Linked DNA regions of Mus musculus: regions 2, 3, 4, 5 and 6 are each linked to region 1. A link is a loop called in an ENCODE intact Hi-C map of the cell type or tissue named here. Cell type or tissue: heart. All regions are shown on one strand. Each heading gives the region's core, and the rest is flanking DNA. Links, peaks and the distances in the headings are about the cores only. Region 1 holds the start of Rpl14 (ribosomal protein L14). Region 2 has its middle 12 kb from the start of Trak1. Region 3 overlaps Trak1 (trafficking protein, kinesin binding 1). Region 4 overlaps Trak1 (trafficking protein, kinesin binding 1). Region 5 overlaps Myrip (myosin VIIA and Rab interacting protein). Region 6 overlaps Eif1b (eukaryotic translation initiation factor 1B).

The links. Hi-C counts contacts between places; a loop is a spot of excess contacts. Peaks named below come from ENCODE experiments on the same cell type or tissue, not always from the same donor. Only the 100,000 strongest peaks of a DNase experiment are listed, where the experiment ranks them.
Region 2: it touches region 1 in a loop (4-fold over the local background); 2 of 42 quality-filtered maps call a loop at or near these places.
Region 3: it touches region 1 in a loop (2.1-fold over the local background); 2 of 42 quality-filtered maps call a loop at or near these places.
Region 4: it touches region 1 in a loop (3-fold over the local background); 8 of 42 quality-filtered maps call a loop at or near these places.
Region 5: a loop joins it to region 1, with 3 times the contacts of the local background. A loop is called at or near these places in 12 of 42 quality-filtered maps.
Region 6: a loop joins it to region 1, with 3 times the contacts of the local background. A loop is called at or near these places in 38 of 42 quality-filtered maps.

The regions. Positions count from the first base shown.
Region 1 is chr9:120,567,805-120,572,732 of GRCm38, reverse strand. It overlaps Entpd3 (ectonucleoside triphosphate diphosphohydrolase 3), which reads right to left. Exons shown (of 11, transcript NM_178676.5): 11 at 4,406-4,928. Rpl14 (ribosomal protein L14) reads right to left here and starts at 1,216. Exons shown (of 6, transcript NM_025974.2): 1 at 1,192-1,216; 2 at 536-637. The coding sequence starts at 1,194. In heart, for the core only: a CTCF peak has its summit at 2,542 (motif pointing right); a DNase peak (open chromatin) is centred at 1,262; H3K4me3 peaks cover 1,920 bases; H3K27ac peaks cover 2,810 bases.
Region 2 is chr9:121,352,571-121,357,498 of GRCm38, reverse strand. It overlaps a transcript of Trak1 not described here. Among named protein-coding and RNA genes, the nearest start is that of Trak1, 12 kb to the left of the region's middle. In heart, for the core only: CTCF peaks have their summits at 1,535 and 2,509 (motif pointing right); DNase peaks (open chromatin) are centred at 756, 1,538 and 2,498; H3K27ac peaks cover 1,221 bases.
Region 3 is chr9:121,456,914-121,460,913 of GRCm38, reverse strand. Trak1 (trafficking protein, kinesin binding 1) reads right to left here. Exons shown (of 16, transcript NM_175114.3): 14 at 337-555. Among named protein-coding and RNA genes, the nearest start is that of Gm51661, 4.0 kb to the right of the region's middle. In heart, for the core only: a CTCF peak has its summit at 2,241 (motif pointing left); a DNase peak (open chromatin) is centred at 3,583; H3K27ac peaks cover 584 bases.
Region 4 is chr9:121,372,487-121,376,486 of GRCm38, reverse strand. The region is part of intron 1 of Trak1 (trafficking protein, kinesin binding 1); the gene reads right to left. Among named protein-coding and RNA genes, the nearest start is that of Trak1, 7.5 kb to the right of the region's middle. In heart, for the core only: a CTCF peak has its summit at 1,714 (motif pointing right); DNase peaks (open chromatin) are centred at 1,756, 2,797 and 3,334; H3K4me3 peaks cover 103 bases; H3K27ac peaks cover 1,589 bases.
Region 5 is chr9:120,429,572-120,434,499 of GRCm38, reverse strand. It overlaps Myrip (myosin VIIA and Rab interacting protein), which reads right to left. Exons shown (of 17, transcript NM_144557.5): 10 at 1,522-2,147. Among named protein-coding and RNA genes, the nearest start is that of D830035M03Rik, 61 kb to the left of the region's middle. In heart, for the core only: no CTCF peak of the experiment used is centred there; no DNase peak of the experiment used is centred there.
Region 6 is chr9:120,494,913-120,499,754 of GRCm38, reverse strand. Eif1b (eukaryotic translation initiation factor 1B) reads right to left here. Exons shown (of 4, transcript NM_026892.3): 4 at 4,428-4,842. The coding sequence ends at 4,798. Among named protein-coding and RNA genes, the nearest start is that of Eif1b, 4.7 kb to the right of the region's middle. In heart, for the core only: a CTCF peak has its summit at 2,882 (motif pointing right); a DNase peak (open chromatin) is centred at 2,864.

The sequences.
Region 1 (4,928 bases), core at 451-4,450:
TAAAGTTCAAGATGGCTGTAACCTCTACGTAATTTCTAGCCCTTTCTGGACGAAATGTACATTACCATTCAAATGAAGAAAATGCACGTTTGTGAACCCAGTATCCTAAAAGCCTCCACTGTGGTATTTTCAGACAAGGTCAAGCAGCCCAGGCTAGTGGCAAACTCCTGCTTCTCCTACCTTATCCTCCCAGAGCCTGAGGTAGCAGGAGCCACATCTATCTTTAGAATCCAGGGACTCTAGCAAGCACTCTACCAACAGAGCCGCACCTCCAGCTCACTGAAGTCTTCTCAGTTACCTCATTTAAACTCACCTGCATTTGCCTGCCTCGTTTACCCGGTGAATTAGTGCTGTAAGATGAGCTAACTCTACCCAGTGCTTCAAACTCCGTGGCCAGTGTTTCCTCAATGGTAAACCTGTAATCTAAAGAACTCCACCCAAGGACCACTCTAGCTACCCTGAGTAACATCTACGGTGCTGTCGATCTTACGGCCACGTTAAATAAAGATTGTAAAATACTCCGTCCCACACGTACCCTGTTCTGATCAATGACATCTACAATTGCGACCAGCTTTCCAGCATGGGGCCCGAAGGAAATGTAGGCCACCCGGCCAACCTCCACGTAACGCCTGAACACCTAAAACAGGAAAAGAAACAAGGGTTGGCTTTAAATATTCCAAGTCCGCTGCTTACCGGCAACACAGGGCTCGGGGCCGCCCTGGGAGACGAGTTTGAACTTAGTAGCCAGCATTTTTTAACTTCAAGTATCCCGTGGCCACTTTCCCAGCACACGAGCTCCCTGGATCCGCTCTTACCCATGTTTGATACTCCTTTAGTTCTCATACAATTAATTCATCGTTCAATCCACTGAACCACTCCCCGGTTCGCTTTTTCCGGAGAAAAAGAACTGAAGGGAGCTCATGAGGAGCCAGGCCGCCGGGCAGGTCCGAGGCCGCAGCAGCGCCGCCATCCCCGGACCTCAGGCCCAGCCACTCCCGCCACTGCGCACGCGTGGCCCCGGTAGTGCGGTCCACGCGAGCCGCGCTCCCTGCGGGCTGGGTTCCACGCCCCGCTGCCTCCCCACGCGCTGGCCGGGTCGCGCAGAGCCACTCCACGCCGGGGCTCCCCCGCCCGGGGCAGAAGACGGGCGTCGCGACGGCCGCACTCGGAGCTCTCGGCACACACACTCACCATGTTGGCGGCGCTCAGCGAGAAGAGAGAGGGCCCGCCCTGCCGTGCGCATGTGTCGGCAGAAGCCCCGCCCCCGACGTCCAGCGTGCCCACCGATTGGTCGACGGGGAAACGTGCGTGCTTTTACGCATGCTCACTGGGTTATGACATGGCGGTTCCGGCTCTCTATGGACTGCTTCTCCTCAGACACGTGCAGTGAGCTTGGCGTTGTAATTTCTCCTTTCTATTTTGTTTGGGTTTGGGATTTTGGGGACAAGGCCTTTTAGTGTAGGCCTTCCACACTGTATAATCCAAGCAGGCTCGCTCGCAGCAATGCTCCTGCCTCAGTCTCCCAAATGTTGGCATGACAGGGCGGTCACTCCTGAGAACTTTAGGGATAGGAAGGACTCATAGGATGAACTGTCTGTCCCCAGCCCACTTCCCTTTTCTTCTGTATACACAGGATATAATTAAGACACAGCCGAGGGTGCTGGCGCTCGCCCTTAATCCCAGCCCTCGGGAGGCAGAGGCGGAAGCAAATCTGGATTTAAGGCCGCTTCCCCTACCAAGGAGACATACTGAGACATTGTCTTAAAAGTCCAAAGACACAGGGCTGGAGAGATGACTCAGCTGTTAAGAGCACTGACTGCGCTTCCAGAGGTCCTGAGTTCAAATCCCAACAATCATATGGTGGCTCACAACCATCTGTAGTGAGATCTGACGCCCTCTTCTGGGGTGTCTGAAGACAGCTACAGTGTACTTACATATAATAAATAGGCCGGGGGGTGGGGGGAGGCGGGCGGGGGAAAGGGAATATATTTCACAGATATGCCTCTTATGGAGGCATTCCTCCAAGTGGGGCTCCCTCCTCCCAGAGGACCCTAGCTGTGTCAAGTAAACAAGAGCAAAGGAGCACACTGGGTGCCTTCCTCAGTCACTCTTCTTCCGGTCTTTATGAGACAGCCTCTCACTGAACCCAGAGTTTGCCAGTTCAGATAGGCATGCTGGTCACTGAGCCCCAGGGGCACACTTGTCTCTACCTCCCCAGGATGACCACTGCAGGCCATCGATCCTAACTCTTCCTAACTCTTCATGTGTGTGATGGGGATCCAAATTCAGGCCTTTACAACATTAAGCACTTTACATACTCTTTTATGTGTGTGGAGGAATAGTCCCCTTGGAGGCCATTAAAGCTAGAGCTATGAATGAGCTGGAAACAGAACTCAAGAAAGCATTCAACTGCTAGTCATCTCTGTGGCTCTGAACGAACCCCATTTCAGACATTTTATTTTATTTTATTTTATTTTATTTTATTTTATTTTATGTGTATGGGTGTTTGTGAGCACCAAGCGCAAACAAACTTAGTACCTGCAGAGGCCAGGAGAGGGCATCACATCCTCTGGAACAGGAGTTAACAGAAGATTATGAGCTGCCAGCCTCTCTCAATAAATTCCTCATCCTAACGAGTCTGCTTTTGCTGAAGAGTGAAGCGGTACTGAGTGAGGAATCCCAAGGAAAAGCTCTCAGTCAGGACAGATGCCGAGAGCTCAGTGAAAAGATGTTCCAGACAAGAGGGACGGAGAATCCTTGCCACCTGCAACTCATGCACTCGGCCGGCGGGTCCTGGAGAGCTCGGTCCTGGAAAGCTTCACTGCCGGGAGCTTGGGGGATGAGACAGGAACCAACCAGCAGTGGACTCGGGAGTGTGGCAGAGCAGGGAAGAGTTTTCCTGGGGCACGTGGGAACCAGGATTCAAACCCCAAACTACCAAAATGAATACACTTAAAGTCAATCACAGTGGTTCAGGGAAAGAAAAAAGTTCACCTGTTGTTCTTAAACATGCAGCTCTTATATTTCCTTGATTTTTTTTATTATTAGGTCATTTTTTTTTTTTTTTTTGGAAAGGAAGCCTTAGATGAAACCTCAAATTCACAAGTAAAAATATTGCATATAAGCCATGTGCAGTGGTGCATGGCTATAATCCCAGCACGCAGCAGGCTTGGGTAGAAAGTGCCAAGAGCTTGAGATTAGCCTGGCATACATAGTAAGCACCAGCCGGGCCACATGGCAAAACTTTCTCAAATGAAAACAAAGTATGGAGCCGGGCGTGGTGGCACACGCCTTTAATCCCAGCACTCAGGAGGCAGAGGCAGGCAGATCTCTGAGTTCGAGGCCAGCCTGGTCTACAGAGTGTGTTCCAAGACAGCCCGGGCTACACAGAGAAACCCTGTCTCATAAAACAAAAAAAAAAAGAAAAGAAAACAAGTAGGGGAAGTGGCCTACTTGGTAAGGAGCTTGCCATGAGAACCTAGTTCAACTCCTGGAGCCCACATTAGGAAAAAGAAAGAAAGACAGCTAGGTGTGGTAGAATTATCTTGTAATCCCAGAGCTGGGGGTGGGGAGTGAGACAGGCCTGATTGGGCAGCACTGCAGTGAGCTGACTCAGCTCCTCCCTGGGCCCCTCTCTGGCGTTGAGATATTGGTTAGATTAACCTCTTATCTCTTTCCCTCTGTGAAATGGCATTTAAGAGTTTCCTCTGTATGCTGGGTGTTGTGGAACACACTTGCAGTCCCACCACTGTACCAGTGCTTTCAGGTCTGAGCTGGAGATTAGGTGTGAACGTGTGAAAAACACTACCTCAGTGTGAGCTGTAGTGGAGAGCCAGGGGTCTTGTCTGGGGTGCTCTGTGTGTGTGTGTGTGAGTGTGTAGTACTAGAGTATGTGTGAGACAGTATGTGTGTATGTGTGTGTGTGAGACTGTGTGTGTCTTCATGGTAGACACTTGGGGTATGGTGTAGGGTCTGGGTATCCGTAGGAGGAGCACAGCCATAAGGGCCATTAGAGTTGGGATAGCTGGGACAGTGTATGGATATGGGGAAGTGTGGCTTTCCCAGTGTGTAGACCCAGCAGGGTTGAGATACCTGTGGTATACATAAGACAGGAGGGACCCAGCTGATGGAGGGTTATCTGACAGAGCTTTCTCACAGGGGTGACAAACACAGACGTGTCAAAGGAGACATGGCCTTGGCAAGAGAGGCACACAGCTGGTTTTCTAATGACTACAGCCTTCCAACTAGCACCTTGTTATTCAGCCATGATCTTCAGCATGCACTCTTTTTAAAGGAAACAAACAATGTTCTGGTTTTATTCAATGCTTGTTTGTTTTTAAGTGAAAAAGCTGTGGGTGGGGCTTCTAGGAGCTAGAGATTGGCATGTAAAATTAAGATACTTGACTTTGTTTTTAAAGATTTATTTTACTTCTATTTAAAATCTATTCCATAACTTTTATGTCTATGGGCATTTTGCTTGCATGTCTGGCTGTGTAGCACATGCATTCAGTGCTGGAGAAGGCTAGAAGAGCCACAAGCTGTTTTGAGCTGCCATACTTATGCGGGGAACTGAACCCAGATCCCATAGAAGAGCAGCCAGTACTCTTAGCCAGTGATCCATCTTTCCAACCCCTATTTTTATTTCTGACTTATGCATCTTGGTGAGTTTTTGCAAGACCTTCTCTCAAAACCAAAACAAAGGCTGGGGCGATGGCCAGTCAGTCAGTAAGAAACATGCAAGGCTGAATTCATGACCCAGAACTCATGTCAGTCAATAAATAAATAAAACATGGAATCCCAGCCCGGAGGAGGCAGAGACAAAGCTATACAGTGAGAATCTTTCTTCCTTTTAAAAATACCACCTTGTGTCCTTAGGAGAAAGGGCATCATATTTAAGTTAACAAATACACGCTGCAAAATAAAAATAA
Region 2 (4,928 bases), core at 458-4,457, 780 kb before region 1:
CGAGGCACAGAAATGGAGATGACAGTTTCAGTAACCGTTCCTGGAGCTGTTGTGACTTCTTATGACTGTTGTGAGGGTCCCTGGGTCCCTTGAAGGAACAAAGGAGGACAGCAGAGGTCAGGTGGACACTGTTACAGGTTCTGCTAGGAGGACTTCAGGACAGCCTTGCACAGGGACAGACAGCCACGCGCAGCAGCTGTCCTGAGTGCCTTGCCCCACCCTTACACCAGAGATTCCAGGCTCTGGCTGGCCTGGAATCCATAATCCCCTTGTCTCAGCCCTCCGAGTGCTGAGGTGGCAGGCCTACACCACCACACCAGGCTCAATGCCATTTATTTATCTCCTGTGAAGGGACAGGAAAGGTCTCTTGCTGAACTTAGAGCTCATCATTGCAGCTAGACTGGGTAGCCAGAGACTGCCAGGAATCCATCTGTGGCTGGCTCTCACATGGGCTCTGTGAATCTGAACTCAGGGCCTCATGACAATCAGAGAACACTACTGGGCTCCCCAGCACCTCGAAGCAGTTATTTTTAAATTATGCATGTGTGTGTACATGGTTTTGTGTAGAAACACATGTGTGCATACATGTGGAGGTCAGGGGTCAATTCTGGGTGTCGTCCTGAGAAATGCCACCTGCCTCCTTGACATGGAGTCTCTTTCACCGACTTGGAGCTTGTGGTGCGGCTGGCTGGCCGCCCCACTGTCTACTGTCTCCGTCTCCCTGGGTTGGGACTGGAATACCATGCCACCATATATACCCAGCTTTTGTACCTGGTTTCTGGTGATCAAACTCTGGTCCTCAAGTGTGTATGGCATGCACTTTGCTGGCTGGGTCACCTCCCCAGCCCTTAGTGCCACCTTAAAGCCATGCCTTCTTCTAGCTCTGGAGAGCCTACCTCCCCCAATAATAACACAACCAACATCACTTAAAGAAAGTTCTGGGCTGAAGAGATGGCTCAATGGTTAAGAGCGCTGACTGCTCTGCCAGAGGTCCTGAGTTCAATTCCCACAACCACATGGTGGCTCACAACCATCTGTAATGAGATCCAATGCCCTCTTCTGGTGTGTCTGAAGAGAGCTGCAGTATACTAATATAAATAAAAAACAAACAAACAAACAAACAAACAAACAAATAAATAAAAAGAAAGTTCCCCAAACTCAAGAATAACAAAGGAATGACTGTGGCCCAATCCAACCCAGGCCAGACCCCTTTAGATCCTTCTGTAGCAAAGAAGCAATGTCCCCAACACACACGGTGACACCGGACAGGCCCGCAAAGTAAGGAAGGCTGATCCACTGATGCATCAAGGTTTCATGAATGAGAGGCGCTGTCACATGACCAACCCCCATGTCCAAGAATAATTCTGTTGCAGCTGAGAGGCAGCCCAGCCTCGACTCTGTCTCCTAGAATTAGGGAGAAAATGAGACCAGACCCAGAGCAGCTCAGCCTTACGTAACAGTCCCAACCCTCTTTTAGCTGTAGCAGCAGATTTTTTAAAGCACCATAAATAGCTCCCTCTCCTGCAGGGAGGCCATCCAGCCACAGAGCCTGAGGCAGCCAGCTTCTCCTCTTTCTTCTGCAGTGGAACCTTCACAAGCCTTCCAACACCTAGCAAGGTTAGTGAGGCAAGCGTGCCTGGCCCAGGACAGACATGTGTCACTGACCCCTAGAAGCTAGGCAGGAGATTCAAACTTTGGCCATTGACCGCCAAGAGTCAGCACTCACAGACTGGCACAGGCAGCAGAGACTACATTCGGGGACCCCACAGAGGGGCTTCTCTTGCAAGGTGGCACTGTGGGGGACAAGAGTAGCCGTCAGACATTTAATCCTGCCAATCGAGGGGCACAAGGCCAGCCTGGCAGGCAGCAGGAGGGAGGAGGTTTACAAGGCCCAGCAAAGTGATACTATGCCAGGCCCAACTGCAAGCTGCGTACAGAAAGCCACATCCTAAACCCTTCACATCCCAGGATTGGAGGAGGAACCTGGAGGCTGGCCAGAGCTGGGAGGGAGATGGCAAGAATGACTACCTCGTCCACAGATCCCTGCAAAGTGCTCATGGAATTCCTGAGATGCTAGGCTGGAAAGCCCTTACCTTGAAAACAAAAGTTCTGCCCAAGAAGGGCTCAGGGACCTGGGCTGCGGAATACTGCAGTCTACCTAGTAGGAATCATTTTTTGGAAGGGACACTGCATCCCTGGGGAGGATGCAGGCCAAGATCTACGGGAGGCTGGCATGGCAGGGAGGGGGTGTCACATCGGCCCTCTGAATATGGGCCTAAAGTTAATCATCAACCACACCCAGTGGCTACTTAGCCTCAAGTCCCAGGACAAAAGAATCAACTCCAAAGGGTGGACACCTAGGATCATGGGGTGGGGCTAGGAGAGGGTAGGAGCAGATGTCCATGGTGCAGCCTTTAATGTACTCAAACTATCAACAACAACAACAACACAAGGGCCCTACCAACAAAAAAGGGCATACAGGCTGCATGCATCATGTCATGACTGGGTTCTGCCAGGTGGGGGCACTGCCAACCCTAATTAATTCACAGCAGCCAGAGGATGGCAAGCCCATTCATTCTCTTCCCATTGGCTGTAGGGGGAAAAACTGAGGTTTGAAGTCATAAGTTCTATAGCCCAGGGAGGGCAAGAGGGTTCGGCAGATAAAGGAGCTTGCTGCCAAGCCTGAAGACCTGAGTTCAATCCCTTGAACCCATATGGTAGAAGGAGAGAAGAGATTCCTCCAAGTTGTCCTGAGTGTACTACACACAAAGACACACACATGCGCACCAGCACATGTGTACTACAAAAGTGTGCATGTGTGCTTAGTAAATTTTTTTAAAATCACTAATAAAACCATAGCCTGAGGTGTATCCAGGAAACGTCAAGTATCTCATTCCTCCTTACAGTGTGTGTAGGATCTTAGCTTTTCAGAACATGCTGGGACAACAAAAAGAACCACTGTACGAGGAAAACAGCTTTCTCAAGTGAGCACGTGCAAGGAAATTATGATCTTCTCACACCCAAAAGCTAAAGGCAAACAGTATAAAACGTTGCTAAAGCTGATTCAACGACAGAAGTTACCAGGAAAAATTATATAGGCTGGCAAGACGGCTCAGCTCACAGAGGACCTGTGGCAGAGCCTCATGGCCTGGGACTATATTGGAGAAGAGAAGCAAGTCCCACGAGTTGGTCTATGAGCTCCACACATGTCACATGCTCTGCATGCTCCCTCCACACATAGATGCACACACAAGAAAATAAATAAATAAGCAAGCAGGCTTTAGGTTACCGGGAAAATGGCAATGATAATCAGAACCGTCACCCTGGCATCTTTCCATTCCTAACTGACCTGTGCTGCTCACTTCAGTGATGTTCAGGAACTTAGATCAAAGCAATCCCAAAGGGATAGAGAGAGAGTTCCATCAGTTAAGAGCACTGGCTGCTCTTCCAGAGAACCTGGGTGTGATAGTTTGTATAAGTTCAGTCCAGGGAGTGGTACTATTAGAAGGTGTATCCCCATTGGAGTAGGTGTGGCCTTTTTTGTTGGAGTAGGTGTGTCACTGTGGGTGTGGACTTTAAGACCCTCATTTAAACTGCCTGGAAGACAGTATTCTGCTAGCAGCCTTCAGATGAAGATGTAGAACTCTCAGCTCCTCCTACTCCATGCCTGCCTGGATGCTGTCATGTTCCCACCTTGATGATAATGGACTGAACCTCTGAACCTGTAAGCCAGCCCCAATTAAACATTGTCCAAAGAGTAGCCTTGGTCATGATGTCTGTTCACAGCAGTAAAACCCTAACTAAGACAAAGGTGACTGCCTGTAACTCCAGTCTCAGTGAAGAGACCCTCTTCTGATCTCCAAGGCCATCACATGCACACATGCATATGCACACATGCACACACACAATATACAAACACACATACATACATACATACATACATACAAACAAAGCACTCATATACATAAAATAAGTCTTACAAAATTTAAAAGTAATTCCACAGCTAGTTGTTCTCTAAGGAAAAGCAGAAGTTCGTTCTAAGACCTAACTTTCCTCGAAGCACATATGAAGACAGAGAAACCTGTTATCTATTACAGATGTCAATTAAATAAGACACAGTCGGGCCACACAACACAACTTGTCCCCCTCATTCCTGTGCCTTACGATAGCAACACAGAGAAACTGGGTCACCAAGAACAGATGTCAAACACGGGCTCAGTGTGAAATCACAGCTCACAACCCATTGCAGGGCATGGTGTGTCTATCTGCATTAGAAGATGCAGAACTTCGCCACACGCACCACCAGGTCAGAGCCTCTCTCAACCCTCATCTGAGATGCTTCTATCTGCAGCAGGCAGGGATTAACACAGGGACACAACTACCCAGAGAATAAGAGACTGTTGAGAGCTCAGCCCTAAGAGAACACATATATGGCACACATACCCCAGTATCCAAGGCGTAGGGTCGCTGGGGAGCTGGAAGAATGTGCCAGCCAAAAGCAGTGTGGCTACAAGTCAGTCTCCGGATACGGCATGCAAATGGACTTGTGAGCTCACGGCAGTGGAAGAAACATGTACAAACCTACACAAGTCCAAGCCGGACAACATCCCAGCACGGAGAGGGGAGTCGGGCACATGATCCCACCCCTTAGCCACAGAGCTATTAGCAACTGCTAGCTGCTGGGAGTTGGGGGGGATAGGTTTCTCTAATTGTTTCGCTCTTGTTAAGTTGACTATGTGCCCAATGGAAGACCACACACCTCAGCTGGTTGGGTAGCACAAAGTAATCTTGAAGGTTTTTATAAAAAAAGCATCAAGTTGGGTGGGCTAGGAAGGGTCACTGTGATCACAACAGGCTGCATGAAAATCTCAAAGAACTAACACTTAGTAAAACCTAAATGGTGTAACTCACCATCTGCCAGGCAGAGT
Region 3 (4,000 bases), core at 1-4,000, 890 kb before region 1:
CACAAGGGGAGGATCTGGTCTCTGTTTTCAAAACAGAGCCTGACAACGGGAAAGCTTTTTCCTGTCATCCACACAGACGAGCAGAAGCTACGGACACAGAGTTACTACGGGTGGTGCCAGGAACAGAGACGAGCAAGGCCCAGAGCTCTGCCTCCGGTAAAGGTGTCAGGTTTACAGGACTAATCGAGGCGCCCTCACCAGACCCCTCCTCCTCCTCCTCCTCCTCCTCCAGGCCCGCTTGTGCTGGCGGCTGGTGCATCTCCTCTGGGGAAGCCTGAGGCTGGCTGGAGTAACTTCTGCTGCCTGAGACAGTCACACGTGCTCGAGACCTCTCACCTGAGGTCTCCGGGTGCTGAATTGGCGTGGAGGTAGCTAGGCCCGCCAGAGAAATGTGGTCACCTGTGTCATCTTCCTCAAAGTCGTTAAGGCAGTACACTTCATCCAGGTCAACATCCAAAGTCCGGAAGCCCTTGGTGACCACACCAGGACGGGGGTCCAGGATGCCCCCAAGATGAGGCTGGGCCAATTGCTGCCAGTGGTGAAGCGTGGCTGAACCTTGTGGGGGAAAGAGAGTGGATACCAAGAGAAGGGAGAGTTAGCATGGCAGCTAGAGCAAATGTTTCCCACCCTCAGAGCTCAATGTGAATACCTGAGCTTGCACAGGACTGTGGGAGGGACTGAGGTCACCCGAGCTTGCAAAGGATTGTGGGAGGGGCTGGGGTCACCTGAGCTTGCACAGGACTAAGGGAGGGACTGAGGTCACCTGAGCTTGCACAGGACTATGGGAGGGATTGAGGTCACCCGAGCTTGCAAAGGATTGTGGGAGGGACTGGGGTTACCTGAGCTTGCATAGGACTATGGGAGGGACTGGGGTCACCTGAGCTTGCACAGGACTGACTGTGGGAAGGACTGGGGTAGAACTGGCTTGACCTAACTGGACAACAGTGTGTCCCTGTCACACCAGGAGGGAGTGGCACTGTAAAGAACCAATACTTTCAAAAGTAAAATTACACTATATATTGTGTGCCAATGATGTCTGGTAACAAAGTATTTTAAACCACCAGGTGCTAACACCCAAACTTAACACATTATCACTTTGCTGACAGAAGAGGGTGAAATGGTGAGCAAGGGCCACAGGAAACTTGTGAAGCCATCAGGAGAACAACCGGGGATCAGAAAGACACCCGGATGCTCTGGTACAAGTCTGCTGCCGACCATACCAGACTCACCTGCAAACGGAAGCTAAGGAAGGAGAATGGAGGAGCCACCAGGTGAGGCAGGGAGGACGTAAGGTAAATAAGTCACAGAAGCCTAGAGCAGAGGTGCCATCTCCAGGGTGACACCAAACCCTAGGACTCAGGTGTCAGCCAGAGGGTTTGTAATAACACCGGAGTGTGTCCCTGATGACCTCATGTGTCCCAGGTGCTCTACCAAGAAAGGTGTCACAAGGCCAGGAGTGTCTGCGAGCCTGGATGTGGAGGAGCCAAGCGGCATCTCATGAGTGTGCTGTGGTGCTCCATGCTTCTGCCCAGCCTCTGGGCACCTGACACACCATGCAGGATGCCACGTCTGGCAGAAGGCCCAGAAGGCTGGGACCCGAAGCCCTCTTCTACAGACAAAAGTTTAGACACTCAAATGTACATGGCCAGAAATAAACAGGCCTCATGCTGCAGACAGAGAAGCCCTCAGAGACAGGAGACTGCCTGCACCATGGCTCACAGCATCCAGGACTACTTTCTAGCTGAGTAAAAACTCCTTAACAGGGAGTGGGGGAGGGGGAGGGGTGGAGTGGAAGCTGCTTGCCGCCAGTGCCTTGTACCTTGAGAGGAGAGACAGAAAGGTGGTTGGGGTGGGTGAGGGGCAGCCCCGGCTGGACACCGGGTAAGGGGTGACATGGAGGTCTTAGAAGGATTCTGAAAACGGACTACTTCAATTCTGCTTAAAATTAAAGAGAAAAACTAAACACACTGAAAACCCCAACACCCTCAGCCCTTCACGGGCCACACCAGGTTTAAGGACACACGTTATATCCTCCTTGATAGACTTGGGCCTAATGAATGGGGTAAAAAATACTTTCTACAAACAAAAGGAAAAAGAAAAACAACAAAACAAAACAACAAAGAGGTTGTTAAAAATGGAATCCACCCTATAAAGATTTTATAACGAGTCCTCAACTTGGGACAAAGCACAGGTATTTTTGTGACCATGATTGTGGGAGAAGACTAGGCTGCTAGCGCCACCCAGTGGCCGAGCTGAACATCCCAGCGATGCTCTGAGGCCCCACAGGCTCAGGCACTGACCATAGAGGGAAATGCACGAACTGGTGGGGCATGCAGGCATCTGTGGGATCCTGAGCTCCCAGATGCCACACACAACTGTTTCCTAAGGCTAGCTCACGTCGGACACGGCAGTATGGTGTGCCTTGACAGAGGACAGGAGGGACAGGCAGGAACACTTTTAGTCTGTACTCTACATTCTTTTGTTTTCTAAGCCAGGGTTTCTCTGTGTAGCCCTGGCTGCCCTGGAACTTACTCTGTATTCAAGGATGGCCTCGAACTTAGAGATCTGCCTGCCTCTGTCTCCTAGTGTTGGTATAAGCCACATTCTAACTTTGTGCTGTCTGCAGGGGTACTTACGGTGTGCCTCTGCACACATACATTGTAAGGATTTCTTTGACCTGGTTGCAATCCAAATGAGACTTGGGGAGGAATTCAAGACATGGTAGTCATAGTAGACCCCCACAGAGAGACCACGCAGGAAGACTATCAGCAGCAACAGGACAACGTAGCAGCACCGTGAAACTCAGAGACAGGCTAACTCTCTGACTGGAGGGGCAAGGCTAAACTATGGGATGACTGGCTGCCTCTGCTTCCTCTCCCTGGATAACTTTCTGGCCAGGGATGATGGAAGGCAGATCTCTGGTGGGCTAACCCTTTGTCTTCTCCACTAACTGAAGACAGCCTGAAGACTCCACCCCTGCCTCTGTTTACTGGTGTGTGAAATCATGGTGGCACATGCTCCATATTCCAATAAAAACTCGCTGTGCTCTACACATAAGCACTACTATGCACTCCTCAAACTTCCTCATAGGGAGTGTCACTCACTGCACAAATGGGAATGGAAGGTTCCTGACGCTAAGTGACTGGGGTCAGATCATGAGTGCTTCAGGCAAGTGGGCTCAGTGGCAGCAGGGGCTGGCCACCAGGTATATACATGGTGCCAGTGACCCACAGCAGAACTTCCAGGTGGATGTCCAGGGCCTAGCAGGAGGGCCAGACACTCATGCACTGAGGGAACCTCTGTCACCTCTGACAGTCCCCATCACAATGTCCATGTGCTTTCTCACGGAAGGTCACGGGGAGAGCCTGGCAGAAGCCATTATCAAGGACAACCTGGATGTCCGTATGTCAGGACACCGTTTTACCATCACTCAGCACTGAGTGTGGGCCTCACCACACGCCTGACTCCTTTAGTTTCGGGATCACCCTGTTGTCTCTCCTCCTCACAGACAAAAACACTGAGTGTGGGAGAGAGACACCAGAGGCTGCGTTAGAGCAAGCAGCCACCTCTGGCATCTGTCCCCGGAAGCTCTCAGCAGAAGAGAATGCCTTCCCCTGGCTGAGCGTCAGGGATCCAGCAATAGCAAGCCCAGGCAACGGCTCTGCCCATGGGACAGGTGTTTTCAATCCCTCAGACCCGAAAGCTGCCTCAACCTTAGCTCTGATGTTTGGTTTGTCAACAGTGGACCTCAAGAACACTTCCCCCTGGCTGGGTAGGAGGCTCCAGGTATTCAAGAAGCCTAGCACTGAGCAGAAGCCCCCACCATGACACTCCCATACCCCAAGCCCTTACCTAGGAATTCCACCCAGCTCCAGGCTGGCTGCCTGAAATCCTCTCCTTGATATGGAGAGCAAAGGTGAAAGTGACTGTGAAGCAGGCCAGAGCACAAGGGCCTCACCCTGTCCTTTCTTTCTGTGTCACTCCCCATCCCAGCCTCGTT
Region 4 (4,000 bases), core at 1-4,000, 800 kb before region 1:
TGGGGACATTCTGAGACTGTCTCCATCCAGGAACCCCACAGTCACCTCAGACACAAAGGGTCTGTTGTGCTCTGTGCCTCAGCTTCTGAAGGCTAGGTCCTTTCTGGCACCTCAGATTACAGAGGCCGCATCCCTTGGCTGTCTTTCGCCTCATAAAATATGTGCTTCCAGATTCCAGAACTCTCCCACGCTATGCCCAGAATACAAGGTGCCAGCCAGAGTCCAGCATGGCCAGAGTCCAGCATGGCCTCCAGCTACAAATGACCTCTACCTTTTACCCATCATGCTTTGCAAGCACCATTACATTCTTGCACAGGTGTGAAAGATGAAGAAACCCTGCTATAGAAAGTTCACGTCACGATTTGACTCCTGGTGGAGGTGGCCTGATGGACATCATTGTCTAAAAGCCCTGGAGCCTGGCACAAGAACTTCTCAGCCACCCATTTCCACCTCCACAGCGAAGCATGACCATGAGGCTTACATTCGGACACCACCACAGAAGTGACGGTCCATCGGTACAGACTAGCTGGTCAGGGATGGCCTGAGCTTTTGGACCTTCCTAGGAATGCGGTAACATTAAAGGTGGTGGCCATAGTGAAAATGGTAAAACCAAAGGAGAGGAGGAGCCTGGGGCCCTAAGGAATCAGGGTCTTACCAGCTCTTTCGGCAAAGCCTCTTTCTGAGCGTGTGTGTGTGTGTGTGTGTGTGTGTGTGTGTGTGTGCACATGTATGTGAGTGTGTGTGTGTGTGTGTGTGTGTGTGTGTGCACGCATGCGCATGTACATGTGTGCACATGGCTATAGGGGCTGTGTGTGTGCATACGCGTGCACATGTGTGCACACGGCTATGGAGGCTAGAGGTCCCACCTTGGGTGTCTTTCTCGTTTGTTCCCCTTGTTTTCTGAGAGAGTCTCTCCCCTTTTCTTGGCTCCCACAGGTTAGGCTCAGCTGGCTGCCAGCAATCCCTGGAGGTCTGCTTGTCTCTGTCCTAAGTGCTAGGATTACAGGCAGAGAATAACACCCCTGGATTTTTTTTTTAAATGTGATTCCAGGTCTTCATCCTTGCTCAGGCATCTCCCGGCCCTCAAGTTCTTTAATTCAGAGAAAAATTAGTGGTATCAGGTGAAGCTGTTGTCCAAAACAGACAAACTTCATCTTTTCCTTATAGCTGTTAAGTGACTAGATGTGAACTGATGTTTCCCTAGCCCAGAACAAATTAGGACAAGCATTTGTGAGTCACTTTGCTGACCCCAGCCTCTTCTTGGGCTTCACAGGGATAATGTGGGGCTTAAGGTCAAGTTTACCATTTGCAAATCACGTACGTTCTGTGCAGAATCATTCAGACCTGATACCCGTGGCATGGCTCCAAGCATGTCAGAAAGCTTGGGCAGGGCAGGGACAGGACATAGCTCAGTTGGCAGTGCAGCCTAACATGCTGGAAGCCCTGGGCTCAATCCCCAGCACCGCAAACAGAGTGCAGCACCAATAGATAAGGTCTGTCCCAGGGAACGCAGGCAAGGAACATGAGATTAACTTGACTCTGGTCACACCCTCCACTACAAGGCCAATTTCCAGGATAGTCTCCAGTGCTCAGAATGGCCAGGGAGCAAAGCCAAGAAGAGGTGAATAAAGAAGGTTTCCCACAATCTACACAGCTACAATAACAGACCCCTCTGGGAGATGGAAACACAGGGTGTGGGGGAATAGGGCAGCTGCTGTAGTGCTCTATATGTCCACTAGGTGGTGGTACAACACCACACTCCCAGCCTCACGGGTCCTCCTGCCAATCACAGGCCTAGGAAGGACATGAGCCCAGAAACTTCCAAGACTGCTACATGGCATGCATGCTCTTGTTCTTCTACGTGCACGAACACCGAAGAGCAAAAAAAAAAAAAACTGCCTGCTGTCAGGCTCCTCTCAGATCTCACTCTGCCCCGTGCCCTCCTTCCACAGCTTGTCATTAGGCCATTGCGCTCTTGGTTCTCCTGTTTCTCTTCCTCTTTGGCCTTCTGTCTTCTTGATCCTCTCTTCCTCCCTCCAGCCCCACACCCACTCCCATGCCCAAGTCCAATCTGCTGGCCATGTTCACTACTTTCTCCCCTGTTCTAGACTCTTCCAGATGCCTACAGCTCTACTCTCCCTCATATCCACAATAAAAACCTCCTCAGCCATCCCTTGGAGGGCCTGTGTCCTCAGTTTATAAGCTAACAGCTGTTAAAGTCGCGCTGAGCCGTGAGATTCAAACCAGAACAGATGCACACAAGGGGGAACAGCCCTGGCATTAGCTGCCTTTCAGGCTCATGTTCCTGGGAGGGGTTGCAGGAAGGGTCCTACCCATGGGGCCTGTCCTTGTCCTTAGAATGGACCCTGGACTGAGGTGGCTCACTTTAAGTGCACAAAGCCCTGAGCTCCTTCCCCAGAACTCCAAAGAGCCTTAGAAATAAAGCCTACCTCCCTCCCTCTGGGAGCTTAGTCTGTCTTGGGCTTTTATAGAAACACCTGGGTCCGTCCAGCTGGGACTGAGCCTGGAGGTGAGAGTTAGGGTGTGGGTCTGGGTGGCTCCCTTAGGATCTGCATTCCTCGGGCATCTCAGGTCCACTGGCCCACTGAAGAAGGTCTTACTTGCTAGAGACTCAAACCATCTCATAGACCCAGATCCCAGACTCCCCATGACTACCCATCCCCGTCCAATTCCTCTACCTATGCACAAGTACAGGTGGTGTGTTCTACCAAGTCCAGCCACTCGTGCAGGCAGTGGCCACCACACACTCCCTACCTCCCAGTTCCTGGTTCTCCTCAGCTGCAGTGGGAATCACACATGGCCTCTGCCAGCCACACAATGACCAGTCCTGAAATCTGGACCTTCATGCCCTTGTCTCCAGCCTCCCCTCTGTTTCTCCCAGGATTCCACATCCAGACCAAGGGTCAGACAGCCTGCTCAGCCTCAGTTTGCAATGGGTCCTGGGGTCGAATTCACCCTAAGGTATCCGCAGAGCTCTCACTGGGCGAAAACCAAAAGTCTGTGGAAAACCGGTTTTAATTTGTTTCCCCAGCTGCTGTGATAGAACTCTGACCAAAGGCGGCTTGCAGGAGGGGAGGCTTTGCATGGCTTCAGTCCATGGTGCAGGCATGGTGCAGGCGCGGCACTGGCCATCACAAAGGGAACTGACAGCGGGAACCTGGAGGCGGGAGATGAAACAGAGGCTGCGGGGGGGGCACTGCTCCTGGCTCGCTGGCCACGGCTTGTTCAGATTGCTTTCTTTTCTCTTCTGTTTTTAGTTTATGTGTAGGGTTCTACGCCCACAGAGGACAGAAGTGGGTGTCAGATACCCTAGAACTGGAGTTTGAGACCACTGTTCGCTGCCATGTGTGGTGCTTGGAGTTGAACCCACATCCTCTAGAAGAGCAGATAAACCCACAGTTTGCTTTCTTACACAATCCAGAATCACCTGTCCAGGGGCGACACCACAGTCATGGGCTAGGCCCTCCCTCTGCAATCATTAATCATGCAAATGCCCACAGAGTTGTCCACAGGAAAATCTGATGGAGTCTCAACTCTTCTCCCCACATGACTCCAGTTTGTGTCAAATTGACAATAATAACAACAACAATAATAATAGTAACAACAACAACAAACAGAACTGAGAGCAGTTCTCAGTGAATGAACTCAAGTGTCCCCAGACTTCCTTGAAAATGGGGCTGAGTCCTGGGATGCTGTGGCCTGCACTCATTTTTCTAAAGGAGACCGAGGAGGAGGAGGAAGAGGAGGAGGAGGAGGAGGAGGAGGAGATGGGGTAGATGGAAGGAGGAGGGGAGGAGGAGGAGGAACAGAGACAGGAAGGAGGGGAGGGAAGGGGGAGCTTGGGGGTGGTGGGGAAGAGCAGGGAGAGAGAAGAGCTGGAAACAGGAGCTGCCCAGGGTCCCTCTGTAAACAGTGCGGGGGGGGGGGGGGGGGGGGCCGGCTGCTGCCACTCTCAGGGTGATAGCTCACAGCCCTGCCA
Region 5 (4,928 bases), core at 430-4,429, 140 kb after region 1:
CATCTCTTCAGCCACGTCTGTCTTCTGGGATGGGGATGTGTGTGGTTTCTTATTAGGTGGTTTAGGCTAGACCAGAACTCGCTATGTAGTCCAGGTTAGCCTCTGATACATTATCCTATGCCTCTGGAGTACTGGAATCAGTGACATGTGCTACCTTGCCTGGCAGTAAACGCCACTGGGATGCTTTAATATCTGTATATTATAGTTTTGTATGTATATTATGACACAATATTTATACAAATATAAATATTTAATATTTGTATATTATAGTATGTCACTTGCTTTGTCTTATGTTTATTTATATTTTTTCTGAAGTAACAGTTTAAATATGAAATTTTTATTTCATTTCAACCTGGGGTGTCTTATTTTCAGGAGGAGGCAGAAGTGAGAACTGCCCTATGAAAGGAAACTGAAGATCTGAACACCCGGACAGCGTAGCAGCATCGCCACCTAGTGGCGATGAGAGGGTACTGCTACTTGCTCAAGTCCTTCCAGAGGAGGAAAGGAGGGTAAAGGGCGCCTTCTGGCTGGCCTCTGGCTCCTCCCTACCTGGTGTTGTCATGGTCACCAGGCCAGACCATTGCTTTTATTTTGTCAACTTGACACAGGCTAGAGTCATCTGGGAAGAGCAAATCTCACTTGAGAAAATCCCTCTCTAGATTGCCCTGTGGACAAGGCTATGGTGCATCGTTTGGGTAAATGATTGATGTGGGAGGGCCCGGCTCACTGTGCCACTCCGGGGTCAGTGGTCCTAGGTTGTATGAGAAAGCAGGGTGAGCAAGCCATGAGGAGCAAGCCAGGGATGGCCTCTGCATCAGCTCCTGCCTCCAGGTTCCTTCCATCTGAGCTCCCCGGGCTATGGCTTTCCTCACTGACAACGCACGACCTGAGAGTTGAAAGCAGACACAAATCGTCCTTAGAGATGGTTGTGTGTGTGAAGGTATATGTGTGTGTGATGAAAATATAGATACCAGAGATTAACCTCAGATGCTGTTCCTCAGGTGGCATCCACCTTTTTTTTACTGGCCTGGGGCTCACTGAATAGGTAAGGCTGGCCATGTGGTGACTGTGAGGAGTCTGTCTCTGTCCCTGTCTCTGTCTTCCCAGCACTGGAATAGCAAGTGTGTGCCACCATGCTTGGCTTTTTCTGTAGGCGGTGACTGAACTCGGGTCTTCAAGCTCACACAGTGAACCCTTTTCCAACCGAGCCCTCTTTCGAGCCCTGCCTCCCCCGCCCCCGCTCTCTCCCGTGTTCCTTTTCTCTGCATTCTGTCCACCACGAACTGAAGAAGCCCCCTACCACCTGTGCCTGCCGTTGATGTTCTGGTCAAGCTCAAGAGACACAGCACCCACATGGAAGCCTCCAGAGAGGCGAGCCCAAGTGACAACTCAGGGTGCGCTTGGCCGCAAGACCAATAGAATCTTAGACAGCAGAGCCCAAACCCAGGCTCTCTTGGGTACTATGCGCAGAGAAGGGTCATCCTACTTTCAAAATATCTGTGTGCTTGCGGGTTTCTTTACCTGAGCCGTGTGCAGTGCCCGTGGATGGGCACCAGGTGAAGGCAGACCCCTGTTTGACTCCTCGGGGCCCACTCGTGCCCTTCTCCACCTCCTGGCCCGGCGCTCTGCAGTGCGGAGGGTCTCCTCTGGATCGCTACTGTCGGAAGTCTCTCCACCGGCTGCCTGAGGGTTGAAATTGACGTCCAGTTCTCCCTGGAGGGGCATCTTCTCCACTGCGGGGTTCTTGGGGGCCTTCCTCTGCAGCCAGGACAGCTTAGCCCGGCAGCCAGCTTCCCGAGATGAGCTGGTGGAAGATGTCTCTGAATCCGAGCACATGGCCTCAGGGTTTGAGGGAGAGGTGGCTAAGGGACCTTGGCCAGAACTCTGGGCCTGTGTAGGCTGAGGCTGGGGTTGCTTGAGCCTGCTCTGGGACGGTGGGCACAGCTTACTCAAGGCTTCGCTGTAATCAAAGTCTTCCTCACTGTCGGAACCGATCTCATCATAGGCAGACGTCACACTGGACGCCACCTCCAGGGCCTGAAAGGTCCCACTCTTCGGTTTGGTCAGCAGGCGGGTTGGGGGCTGTCTACTACCGTCCTTCAAGGTCATCCAGTTCCCATCGGGGCTCTGCAAAAGTGGGGCCAGGTCTGTGGGGTAGAGGTGAGAAAGACACCAGAAGGGTCCATTATTACTGTAGGAGCGAGTTGGGGGGGGTAACACGTCATCTCCTACAAGGTTCCTGCGAGATTGTGGGGCGACCACCTTAGGGAGACCAGGAGTGTACACCCAACTCTCATGTTAAGAGTACCCAGCTATACACGGGTATCATCAATATCAATGTCTCCCATCCAAGGCTCAAGGGACATCATGGAAGAGGGGACAGGGAAGCTGCAAGAGATGGAGGATGGGGCGGAGAGCTGTTAATGACAGCTGACTTCTGGGCGTGGCACGGCTGTTGCCCACATCAGCTTACAGTGGCCATGGCTCCCTGCCTGACCCTGTCACAGTATCAAGTCTGTGAAATTTCCAGTGCAGATGGGAGAGGGGCTCATGGGGTCCCACCCCTAGTAGGGAGCTATTGGCAGTTGACGGTGGCTGAGCGAGACAGAGTCACTGTCTTTGGAGCTGTGGAGCCTGGCAGGTTGCTGACACTCTAGTAGGTAACTGAACTCAGGATGATGACAATGACGATGATGACGACAATGATGGTCTGACATGAAATTGGAGAAAAATGGGTTGAGAGGCACAGGGGGTGGATAGAATCAAAATACATGCGTGAAAAATTTAAAGAGTAAAAATATTATTGAAACAAAGAATCCTCAAGGATCCCTGGGGGCCTCGCAGAGGGAGTGAGACTGGAGGCACAGCCCCTTTCCCGCCTCCTGAGAGAGCTGCCCCATACTGTTCTAAGGCTGGCGGAAGGGGAGGGAGAGCTACAGCAGCCATCTGTTTATACCTTAGGTCCTCAGTTTCCCCTCACCGATGAGGGATAATTCTACCTCCTTCCTATCCTTCCCCAAGGACTTTCATGGATGTTATTCCTATAGCCCTGTGAGATGGGCATAGAAGTCTGTTATTTATGTAACCCAGGGTGCACACTTGTTCTGGACTTGAAGCTGTACTTAATGGGCAGCTTGTGGCTCTCTCTCTCTCTCTCTCTCATGCATGAATCCTCTCTCCAACTCCAAGACCACTAGAAAGCGAAATGCAAGGAAGGCTGGAGGCCCTCTGAGCTGGTTCCTCTTGACTGGATTCAAGTCACCCAGGATGACTGAGGGCTGGGCCAGGGCTTTACCCACAAGCAGGGGGCATCAGGAATGCTCACTGCCTGTATACACTGCAGTCCCTATCCCCTATCCCCTCAGGCACAGTTTCTGGACCAAGGGCCTACAGGTCTACAGCTTTGTCCAAGACTTTGAGACAGGAGCCTGCTCCACACTTCATAAGTGATACAGGCCTGCTGCTGCTCCATGGAATGCTGGTCTCCACAGAGTGTTGTCCTTGCCTGCTCCTTACCGAACTCCAGCCTGGAGGATTGCAGGTACTGGTGGAACGTGGGTTTGAAATCCTACTGTGATCCGTCATGGCAGAACACTGAGTTCTCTTTCTTTGGAGAGACAGCAACTAGGGCTTTCTTACACCATAAGGACATTAGATATCCCCCATAGGAAAATGTGAATGGGGGTCTCCTGGGAACCCTAGCCCTGGTGCCTGGCGCTCATTCCACCACTCCTTACTCTAGAGTTCATTTCTGCCACACCCTCTGCTGAAGCCCACTAACTCCTTAGACCTCTCACCTCCAAGCTTTTCTCCCTAGGATCTGTGCTCACATCTGACCCTCCTGGCTGGCTCTCCATCATCTGCCTTATGCTCTGGCTGACCATGCACATGGCTCTGCAGCCTCTGGATGACAGGGCGAGGCAGGACCCAGATCCCAACAACCTGTTTCTCTAAGAACCAAAGTAGCTTCCTCTGCCCTGGGGACAGGTTTCACGGTGGAGAGAAGAGCGGTCTCAAGGCCTGGGTATGAAGCCTGGAAGCCATGCGGCAGTACACGATTCTCAGATCCCCACTCCGCTCAGTGGTGAAAAAGAGCAGTTAACACCTCCCTGAGATGTCATGAGGATGACAGCAGGAAGTGCTTATACGGGGTGGTTCCATGCTTTTCCAGAGCAGATAAGTAAGTGTGTAAGTATGTATGAGTGTGTATGTCTATGTGTTATATGCACATATATGTGTACATGTGTGCATGTGAGTGTGTGCATGTGTATGTACATATGTGTATATGCATGCATGTGTGCACATATGTGTGCATGTGAGTATACATGTGTGCATGTTCATGTACATATGTGTGTGTATGCATGTGTGTACATGTATGTGAATGTGCGTGTGTGTGTGTGTGTGCATATGTGTGTGCATGTAAGTGTGAGTGTGTGTATATGTGAGTTGTGTATGTCCATGTTTGTGTGTGCATGTGAGTATATGTGTGTATGTATGTGTGTACTCGTGCTTGTGTGTGTATATGTGTGTGCCCTGTAGTTGATGTCAGGATCCTAAGTCACTCTTCCTTTTATTCTTTGAAGCAGGGTCTCTCAGCCACTGATATGCTAGTCTCACTAGCCAGTCTGTTCTGGGGACTCCAACTCTACCTCCCGAGGCTGGAATTACAGGCAGCTGCCATGTCCACTTGGCATTTATCAGAGCTCGGGGGATCTGAACTCTGGTCTTTAGGTTTGTACAGCAAGTGCTCTAACCACTGAGAAATCTCCCAGCCATCCAGCTTAGTTTTCAAGACAGGATCTCCCACTGAAGCTGGGTCTCATGGATTCAGCTCAGCTGGCTGATCAGAAACCCCAGGGTTCCTCCTGTCACCTTAAATGAGTATTTATTATTTTTGTTACTTATGCATATGTGTGAGTGCTTGTATA
Region 6 (4,842 bases), core at 843-4,842, 73 kb after region 1:
AGCCACCATGTGGTTGCTGGTATTTGAAGTCAGGACCTCTGGAAGAGCAGTCAGTGCTCTTAACAGCTGAGCCATCTCTCCAGCCCATCCCCTGCTTTGTCCCCAGGTGAAAACTCCCCCTCAGTCCCCATCCTCTCCAAGGAACAGGCTCAGCAGAGGCTCAGTCCATCTGGAAGTTAATTCAGCAACACGTCTCCTCCGGGGAACGATGCAAGCAGCTGACCTGCAGTTAGCAGCCATTCGGGTCAGTGTGGTGTTTTCTTTTTAAATATTTAAAATGTTTTATGTGTTTTACATGCATGTATGTGTGTGTACCACGTGCGTGCCTGATGCCCTCAGATACTGGAGGGGGGCACCAGATTCCTCTACTCAAGGCCATTTTGGTCATGAGCCACCACGGCCAAGATGCAGCTGCAGTTTCTGTGGTCACCTTATCTGACTCTTGTCTATGGTTCCCCATGGAGTCCCTGAGGGGCCATCATCACTGCTAATGGATGAAGAAACCTAGCTGTGGGGGGCAACCTGCTATTGTTCACAGTCAGGATCCACAGTACCGGGAATTACCAAGGGCTGAGCAGGGCTCAAGCATCTCCTGGCTAGAGGACCAACTGTGCCAGAGGGGAAAATATCTTTTGACACTGCCTTTCTGACACAGGTGGAGCTGTTGTCATGACGATTGTTTGTCAAATGGCCTGGATCCTGCCCTAACTTGCTACATGGCCTGCCTCTTAGAAGAGAATGTTTTGGCTTTGTTTTGTTTTGTTTTGTTTTTCTCACTGCAAAGTAATTGCATCAGAAATCAGAAGGATAGTCTTCAGTGGGATGAAACAGTGGTGTGAACAATGGTTTCTGTCCTGTACATGAATCTTTATTGAAAACAGTCCTACCTGGGCATTCTATGTGGCCGTCTTCCATGGCTGAGCTAAGCACTTGGAACATAGATCGCACAGCCTTGGCACCTCAAATATTTAATGGGGAGAGCCCCCGTAGAAGCACAGGCAAAGATGAGATGCTGAGGCGTGGTGACCAGAAGAACACGGGGGTGAGGAGGATATAGTTAAAACCCAGAGGCAGATGAAGTAGGAGGAAAAGGTGTCAGCACTGACTTCTCAGGCTTGAGGGCACAGGTGGCACAATGCCATCTACGTATGTGAGGCAGGCTGGAAGACACTCACTCAGTCATGTCCATCTTCTGGTTTTGATTTTTGCGTACATGTGTTCATGTGTTAGTTGTGCATGCATGTGTGCGGGGGGCCAGAGGTTGAGGGCAGGCATCTTGCTCAGTTGCTCTTCATCTTATATTCACTGAGGCAGGGTCCTCCCTTGAATGCAAAAATGGCCAGTCTGGGTAGCCAAGTTTGCTCCACGGATCTTTTGTCTCTGCCTCCTGAGTGCTGGGATTACAGGTGGGCCAACACTCCTACCCACCGTCTACGTGGGTGCTAGGGATTTGAACTCTGGTCCTGGTGTTGTGTAGCAAGCATTTTACCCCCACTGAGCCATCTCTGCAGCTCAAGCATGCCAGTTTTGAAGTTCCAGTGACATGTGCAAATTGACGTCCAGTGGGATAGCATTGGAAAGGGATGTGACACCAGGTGAGGTTTGCATCTCTTGTGTATGAAAAATGTCCCTGTTCTTGTGTGGTGAGATGGAGAAATGATAGAGGGGATTGCTTGGAGGGCGGGGGATGGCTCATAGGACATACATAGGGTCTTGTCTTGGTGAAAACAAGGTGCCATCCCGGTAAGCAGGGCAGAGAGCACACATAGCATTGTGTGGAGCGAGGCTGAGTGGGGAAGTGACTTTCAAGTATTTCAGAGATGTCTCTATGTCTTCAAGACACAACAGAGAACAAGGGCTGGGGGGAGAAGGTGAAGGAAGCGCTTCTCTCTGGGTGCCTTTAGCTCCTCTGGATGAGTATTCAGTAGTGAGAGGGGACAGAGTCAGGGTTGCCTTCGCACAGTCTCCCCTGTGCTGGGCTAGCCTTGCACTCACTATGTACCAGAGGATAGCCTTGAACTTCTCTTCCCACCTCTTGTCAGTTTATGTGTATTTGTTAAGAGGCAAACCCAGGCCCTTGTGCATGCTAGGCAGGAACTCAAGGGGGTGGGATGACGGTTGAGGGAGAATGAGTGTTTGCGAGGGGTAACTGCGGAGCTCTGCTGGCCTTCATGTGGAGAAGGATGGAATCTGATGCCCGTGGAACTGGGCAAGACTCGGCTGTGAGTGCTGACATCAACTGCTTTCCTTACAATGCAAGACAAGAGGGAGCCGGAGGGCCAGGGCCTGGTAAACTACAGCTGCCCAAAGGGCCTGTTGTCAGGGTTACTACTATAGTAAAAGAACACCTCTCAAGATTCTCCAGGGGATACCTGAACCAGGGACCGCCTCGTACGGCACTGCTGGATCCAGAGAAACCAACACCTGGAGCGTCATTTCCAGGAAGTGGAAGAGCCTGATTCTCCGAGGGTTCCCGAATGAATGAGTCTTCCTCTGTACACACACACACACACACACACACACACTCCCCAGCCATACACTGGGAGTGCTGTTATAGACTGTCCAGGCTGTATGTACTCACTACTGACAATGCAGAAGCCTCAGGTTTTTTCTGGCTTATTCACTCACGAGAGGACATAAGCAAATATCTCTGTTGACACAGAACTAACTTCCTGGTGGCATGTGCTGTGGCTGTGTACAGTCCGAGGATAAGGCTGTATAAACACTACCAGTTCTCCCAAGTGACAGAAAGTTAAGACTGCTTTCATGGACAGTAAAAGGGACGGGCTGAGATCAGTGTGGATAACTGCCCACAGGGCTGATTGTAAGGTGATTGTTTGTGTTGGCCAGGAGCCATGGTTTTCTAGGTGTCCACAAGAGGGCGCTAATAGACCACTGCTAGCCTTAATCTGCCTCAGTTTAAATGCATTTCCCCCCTGGTACCCAACCTTTCCATTTTGACACTCTTGGTCTACCAAGTGGGCTGCTAGAGACTCAAACTGTTCTTCCTGTTGTAAATAAACTATCCCTAGCCTCTAGCAAGTCTATGGCTCTCATCTGTTCAGACTCCATCCTGGTGACCAAGGATGGAGGGCCCTTTTCAGACTTCGAGGGATACTGTTTTCATCCTGCTCCCCAAAGCATCAGTCATGACTAACATGGACTAACAATTCTGTCTCCACTCCTTAGACCACGTGTCTTGCCCAAAGGGCTTCAAGAATGGCTTTCAGGTAAGAAGTATGTTTAACAGTAAACTGGAGGTAAAAAGGCCAGCTTTCTTCTGGAGCATTCTAGAGACCCTTCCAAGCTCTCTAGGGTAACTGGGCTACCCTGTACTCTAACCTGTGAGCACTTAAAGACTCCCCAAGAACTTAAACCTTTTTGCGAGTTGACAGCTGTGATCCCTTGTTGAGATAGGGTTTCCAGTATCCCCTGCTGGCCTTCAACTCCTCCATTCTGTTTCTGCTTCTCTAGTGCTAGGATTACAGGCTTGTACCACCACCACACCCAGGTCTGTAACTGCTTCTTGCATGAAGTTTGTAGGTTACTCTCTAGTTAGGGGCGGCAGCGATCAGGATGTCAGCCAGACAGGTGAGCCACCCACTCCTGTTGAGTAGAACTCACCAATCTGATCCTCATAGTCTTGTCATCCCGTGGTGCCTGGGATCTAGAACATCCAAGGACAGCTTGGCAACCCCCCCACCGCCCCCTCTGGTGCCAACCCGACTCCATACTGCTTCCTTGGAGGAACATGTGGAGCCTCCCTTGCATGGCCTCTGCCCTACTCTGTATGCCCACTATCCTGATGGATAAGAGTGATTCTTATCACAAGCCTTGTCCAGTCAGTTCTCTTGCTGAACTTTTAACACGCTGCCACTGAAGACTGCCCTTCACTCATACAGATGCTATGCAGACATCTCGCTTGATGAACAGATGTGCTGGGGTGACCTACTGCTTGACTTCTGGGCTGTAGCCACTCCTTCCTCTAGCTGCAGGATAGCTGGTGACCCAGGAGCTGCACTGCCACCGTGGCTGGGGTGGAACTGTTCCTTTACTGTGATGGACACTACCCCCTCAGGAGAACAGCTTGTCACTAGTCCTTCAGTAGGCAGGGCAGGCTGCTCTGGTGGCCTCCAGAATGCCAGGCTGACAGGCAGAGGAGCCCGTCTACTCCAGACTGTGCTGGGCAGAAGCACCTGGCACTCAACTCCAGGAGTGCTAACCTAAAGCCTTCCACTCTGAAGACACACAGCATCACCCACACCTGCAGGGCACTGCCTCTGGCTAAATGCATTTTGATACACTGAGGGTGACAAACAGCTCTCTCTACCTGTTGTTCTGAAGCTGATGAACCTAGAGGTTTCAGGGAAGAGACAGTTCATGTTCCTAATGTTTCAGCAAAGAAAACAAAGTGCATTGCTGGCTTAGGTCAGCGCTCATAAAGGATGCACACTTTCTTTTTATTGTTAAGCCGCAACATACATGGTTTAATACAACAACAAAAACATTTAACAGTCAAGTGAAAATAAAACTAACAACAAACACTCACAACAAAACCTTTTCCATTGGAAACATGTTAGGACGGACTCGGGCTTCGTTCCCATCTCACCGCGATTTCCTTATGACTCAGGAGCCTACATACCCCGTGTTTTCTGTAGCCATGCAGGTGTGAGTGGAAGTCTGAATGATTAAATAAACGCAAAGTCTGTCGTTTACTGTAAAGAATCATCTCCCGAGGCAGCCAAACTGAGTTAGAGAACAAAACCATTTAAGAAACTCGCCACGCTTGGGTTCATCTTAGAACCCGTGAACCTTCAGCTGCTCCTCCTTGACGATGCCAAC